2 separate regions of the Mus musculus genome follow, and region 2 is linked to region 1. A link is a contact called in ENCODE Hi-C or POLR2A ChIA-PET data. All regions are on one chromosome and are shown on one strand. The core of a region is the stretch at or near the end of the contact, and the rest is flanking DNA. Distances in the headings are between cores, read along the strand shown. Region 1 holds the start of Bmi1 (Bmi1 polycomb ring finger oncogene). Region 2 holds the start of Pip4k2a (phosphatidylinositol-5-phosphate 4-kinase, type II, alpha).

Evidence for each region. A loop is a pair of places that touch in the nucleus more often than their neighbours do. ChIA-PET counts read pairs that join two places held with the same protein, here RNA polymerase II (POLR2A).
Region 2: a loop to region 1 is called in a map of left cerebral cortex, with 4 times the contacts of the local background. The contact joins the promoter of Pip4k2a here to the promoter of Bmi1 in region 1. A Hi-C loop is called at or near these places in 10 of 37 maps with a recorded cell type or tissue (Patski, adrenal gland, gastrocnemius and 2 more). POLR2A ChIA-PET finds 5 or more read pairs at or near these places in 1 of 5 experiments (Patski).

What each region holds. Positions count from the first base shown.
Region 1 is chr2:18,675,645-18,678,344 of GRCm38, forward strand. Bmi1 (Bmi1 polycomb ring finger oncogene) reads left to right here and starts at 1,374. Exons shown (of 10, transcript NM_007552.4): 1 at 1,374-1,825. Commd3 (COMM domain containing 3) reads left to right here. Exons shown (of 8, transcript NM_147778.4): 8 at 223-587. The coding sequence ends at 282.
Region 2 is chr2:18,996,791-18,999,490 of GRCm38, forward strand. It overlaps Pip4k2a (phosphatidylinositol-5-phosphate 4-kinase, type II, alpha), which reads right to left and starts at 1,331. Exons shown (of 10, transcript NM_008845.4): 1 at 1,062-1,331. The coding sequence starts at 1,205. 4930426L09Rik (RIKEN cDNA 4930426L09 gene) reads left to right here and starts at 1,529. Exons shown (of 1, transcript NR_024323.1): 1 at 1,529-2,700.

The sequences.
Region 1 (2,700 bases), core at 124-2,623:
AAAAATTCTGTTAGAAATTCCCTTTTAACTAGAACTTGAATACCTGATTGGAGGACCAGATCCAGCAGAAGAAGCGCTTCTTTTCCAAAGGGCTTTGCGAGCTGTTGAGCTCCCGTGGACTCCTTAGGTGTTCTTCCTTCCGACTGTGTTCTTGCAGCTGCTTCAGAGTTGCTGCTTCCTCACTTGTATGCCCAAGTTGTGACATGATTGTACATCTTTTAGGACTTGGTGGGGAAACTTAAGGATGCTTCAAAAAGCCTGGAAAGAGCAACTCAGTTGTAATTTGGGGAGGCTGATGACCCCAGGAGCCTAGAGGAAAACCAGACGCGCCTTGTCTCCTGCTGGACCATCGTTCGCGCGAGCTGGATGTCATTTTCAGTGGAAAAAGAGCTAGCACCCTTTTGAAGTGATGCCAACCATCAATTTTGACACTTTTTTTACACATGTGAAATGGTTAAGAGGGAGACTCTTAAGCATCTGGATTTTCAGTATTACTCTTGCGTTCCTTCTATCTTGAGCGTCTTCAAGCCCTATTAAAGTATCGTACCCTGAATAAATACGGTGGTATTCCCACAAGAAGGGCGGCATTCTGTTTGGAGTTTGTGTGTGACTTTGACGACTGAGTGTGCCAAGCACATCTGCCCTGCGTGGGCTCGGACGCCTGCCTTGCCCCAGGTTAAGTGTTTCGGGAAAGGTGTGCGGCCGGGCCGTGCTCGCTGCCCGGCCCGCCCGTTACCTGCGCCCGGCCCGCCCGACCCCGCGAGCGGAGCCAGCCCGGCCGCTGCCCGCGCGCGCCTCTTCCCGGCCGCCAGCGGGCGGGGCGGCCGCTGTTGTTTCCGCGGGCCCGATCCGGCGCAGGTTCGGCAGGGCCGAGCCGGGGCAGCGGCCGGGCGCCCCCGGCGGCGGGCCCCGCGGACGTGTGCGCCAGAAGCAGGAGACATGGTGGGGGGCGGGGCGGCGTGCGGGGCCGAGCGGGCCGCGCCGGGAGAGCGGCGTGTGGCGCTGTGGAGAAATGCCTCCGTCGCGGCCCCGGCGCGCTGCGCGGGGAGGGGAGGGGGCTGGGCGCGCGGCTCGCGGCGCGCTGCGAGGGGAGGGGGCGGCCACGGGCCCGACTACACCGACACTAATTCCCAGGCCGCCCTTAAGGAATGAGGGGAGCACGTGACCCGGCGGGGGGCGGGGGAGGGGGCGGGCGGACTCCGAGCCATTTTGGAGCCGGTGTCAGTTTCCACTCTGCCTTCAGCCGTGCATTTTTTTCCACCCTCCCCTCCCCCTCCTGGTCCTCCCTCCCCTCCCCCGCCACCCGGCCCGCAAGCACACTCGGCGCCCCCCGCCCGCCCGCCAGCCCGCCTCCCCCACGCGAGTCTGAAATCATAATCGTAGTATTAAAGGCAGAGATCGGGAGAGACAATGGGGAGGTTGGCGAGGGAGCCCCGCGCAGGCTTAGCAACACCTCCCGGCCCCGCAGAATAATACGGCTCGGCCCCTCTGCGCGCCCTCCCCCGAGCGCGGCCGGGAGGCGGCGGCTGCGCCGAGGAGGAGGAGAGGCCCCGAGGAGGCGGCGGCGGAGGCCGCGCGGAGGCGGAGGAGGCCGCGCGGGAGGAGGAGGCCGCAGCGCGCGAGCAGGAGGCCGGCGGGGGAGCGGCATGAGCGGAGCGCGGCGGCCGTGGCTGCTCTCGGCCGCGCTCGGTGCCCATTGACAGCGGCGGCGGCGGCTCGCTCCAAGATGGCCGCTTGGCTCGCATTCATTTTATGCTGAACGACTTTTAACTTTCATTGTCTTTTCCGCCCGCTCAGATCGCCTCGCGCCGGCCGCTCTTTCCGGGTACGTAGGAGGCGAGGCGCCGACGGGCCGTGGCCGGGGACTGGTGGGGGTCGGGGCGGCGTGGAGGGGGGGGGGCGGAGGCGCTGACAGCGTGGGCAACCGGCCCGCGCCCCGCGCCCGCGCCCGCGCGCCCGCCGCCTCCCGCGGCGCCGGACGCCCCGCAGCCCGCACCAGCGCCGCCTGACCGCGCTCCAGCCGCTCCGGCCGCCGCCCGCGCCCGGCCGCGCCGCGCCGCCCCACGTTTTAGTTCCCCGCTCCCCCGAGCGCCCCTCGGCACCCTCGCGCCGCACATGGTCCCCGAGAGCGGCACTTGTGTCTCCAGCCTGCGCGGCTCCCGCGGCCGCTGCGCCCTTTGTTGAGAGGTAGACTTTGCTGAAACGGGGACGGGATCCCGAGATCGGGCGCTGCCTGGGTCCAGTGGCTTCCCTCCTCTCCCGAAGAAAGGGCTCTGGAGGTCTTTGAACCTCCAGGGAACGCCCCCATTTTATAGGGATGGGTACTGTGGGGAACAGCGATCCCGACGAGGTGGGTGTTAGGCTGGGGGGAGCCCCGACAAAAATGTTATTAACTTAAGTTGGAGGGACACTTGTGTGAAATTGGATGGCTGGTAAGATGGCGGTTCCCAGTTGTTTCCAAGGTCTTGTGCATTTGTGTTGGAAAGGGTAAAGTTTTCAAGGTGGTATTTGTTGGGAGTCGAGGACAGGGGTTCCATACGTACTTGGGGCGAGCTCTCAAGGAGGTGGGCATTTAAAATTTGAGCTTTGTTTTGGAGTGAAGCCGGTGACTGTACGTTAGCCTTGCTGAGCGCCCTTTCTCTCTCCACTCTCACCCCTCCTTTTTTCTTCTTTTCTCTCGAAGACACTACAACTTTCCCC
Region 2 (2,700 bases), core at 81-2,580, 320 kb after region 1:
GATTAAAGCTGCAGGAGTTTTCTCGCTGTCAGATCAGCAGGACGCTGTTTCAGCCCCCCACACCGCAGTCCGCAGAGTCTGCAGCCGCGCACCTCCTTACATCCCTAGCTGTGCGCTAGACTAACCCTCCCCAACGCGCACCCCGACAGTCTTTTAAACAACCTCCAAAATGGATGTAATTAACTCTAGACCACCTCGAACTCGCGACCGCCGGGACCCCCTCCGACTATCACCACCAAGGCCATCCTTCTGCAGAAGTCTGTGACTTCTGCCTGGCTCCCCAAGGAGGGGAGGAAGCAAGGGGGAGGGAGGAAGACTCCCCGCCAGGAGGTCTGGAAAGGGCACAGCAGCTGGGCGATGCGGGAAGGGATGAAGAGAAGACGCTCAGCACCAGGGCCATATTTACGTTGCTTTTTTTTTTCCTTTGCCCGTCTTCCCCACCCCCACCCCCCACCCCCCCAAAAAAATTCTCCTAGAGTCTGACAATACTGCCTTTAAAGGAAAAAAGAAAGCTAAGCTCTCAAGCTGCCGCCCAAAATCTTCTGATTCACTCCAGTCCTATCTCCGAGAAGCTCCGGACTCTTCCTGACAGGGACAGGTTCACCTGCCCACCCGCTCAGGGCAGGAGGGCCCATCGGTCCCAGACAAGTGGAGCGATCGCTCGGACTGGGCCCTGAGCGGTTCCCCGCCAGGACTGATAGCTGAGACAGAGTCGGTCCCCGCACAAACTTCCCACTTCGCGGACAGCGAGCACCGACCGGCGGGAGGACGAATGCGGGACAGGACAGCCGCGGAGAGGCTCAGAAGCACAGAACAGAGAATGCTTCTCATCCTGCACCCTCCCTGGGTTCCAAAGGGAGCGCAAGCGCCGCCGGAGAAACCCAGGAGATGGACGCTTGTCGTGGGGTTAGGGGTACCCCAAGAGGCGAGTGGCCAGAGGGCCCGGGACCGACCGAGCTAGCCGGCTAGAGGTCCCCGCCCTGCCACCGCTGCAGCAGGAGGAGCAGAGCCGGGAGGCTGAGCCCGAGGAGCAAGAGGAGCGCGCCGCAGAGGAGCCTTACCGAATGGTTGACCCCCCACATGAGCACGCTGAGCAGCGGGTCGCTGGCCCGGAACAGCTTCACTTTCTGAGCCACGAAGTGCTTCTTCTTCGTCTTGGTCTTGCTCGCCAGGACGGAGGACCCCAGGTTGCCAGGGGTCGCCATGGTCGCAGTCTCGGTCCCCTCCACCGCCGCGCCGCCGAGGCCGGGGACCCGCCCTCCCTACACGCCAGCCCGGGGAGGCAGCTGCATCCCCCGGGGCGGCCGCCGCTGCGCGCCTGCTCCAGCCCCGCTCCGCCCGCGCTCAGTCCTGGGCGCTCGCTCCGCCCGCTCCGCGCGCTCGGCCGCTTAGGCTGCAGCTGCGCTCGCCTCGCGCCCCCGCCGGCTCCCGCCCGTCGCGGCTCGGCGCACAGCCCTCGGCTGGTCCAGGCGGCGGGCGGCTTCCGCGTTGGGCGCTAGCGTCATGACGCAGAGGCGGGCGGGGCAGCGGCGCCGACGGGCGGGGCGGGTGCGGATGCGGATGCCGGACCGTTAAGCTGTTCTGTGCGCTCCGCCACCGGTGCTAAGACGAGCACTCTCCTGGCGGCCGCGATCCGTCTGGGGAGGCTGCTGCGGAGTGTGGAGACTCGCGTGAGCATGCCTTTCTCGCTCCTGGGGAGGAGCAAGGAAAGGATACGGAGCCAAGGGAGCTCCGAGGAGGGAGCCCCCAGATGCATGGGGCAGCCAGGAATGTCCGGGAACCTCCGCTTCCCGTGCCAAGGGCTGGCGAGTTCGTGGGACCCAGAGCGCTTCTTCGGGGCCCCGGGCTTCCCCAGCATCTAGGGAAAGGACCTTGGCTCCTCTTTGTCAACTGTCTGCCAGGGAGTCCCCGCCTTGAACTTCCTAACCTTTTGTATCCTGGTTGGGCCTTCCCATGCTATCGGATACTAGAATGTCATTCCCAACCTACTCTGGGATTCTTCACTGAAACCCCTGCTTTAGTCAAGACAGCCATGCCCCAGTCTGGACCGTTTGCTTGGAACCCATCATTTTGCAGGCCACCCCTTCCTTCTCTTATTCTGGACATGCACCTTCTGATTTGAAAATGTTTAGCCTTTCACCACTACCACCCCACACTGAAATTAGTCGTCCTTACGCTGGCATTTGTTGTTGCAAGTCTACAGTCCTTAGATCTTTCAAGAAGACAAAGAGTAACGCCTGGAACAAAAAGGGAGCAGATCCTGTGCGGACCTTCCTTTTCTTCATTTGACCTTTCAGCACGGTTGCCCCCAAAATCCCCTTGGTCATTCTAACTTGTTAATACTATCCCCCCCCCCCCCCGCCCCGCCGCCGCAATGATTCCTTGCTTCTTCTGGTACCAAGCATCACCATTGTTAATGGCTAAAGGGGGTGAAGATAATAACAAAACCAGCCTAAATTAATGCTGAGAAGTCATAAACTTGACCCACAGTTCCACTAGTTGACCAAATCATTTAACCAGAGACTGATGTTATTTGTGTGACTAGGTATAGCCTGACACAAAGGTCACTTTAGGGACTATGCTATAGATTGTTTGTTACACTCAAAACCAGCAGTAGATAAAAGTACACAATGTTGCAGACCTGTAATCCTGGCCCTCAGGAGGCAAGGCTAGAGGATCAGAAATTCAATATAATCCTCA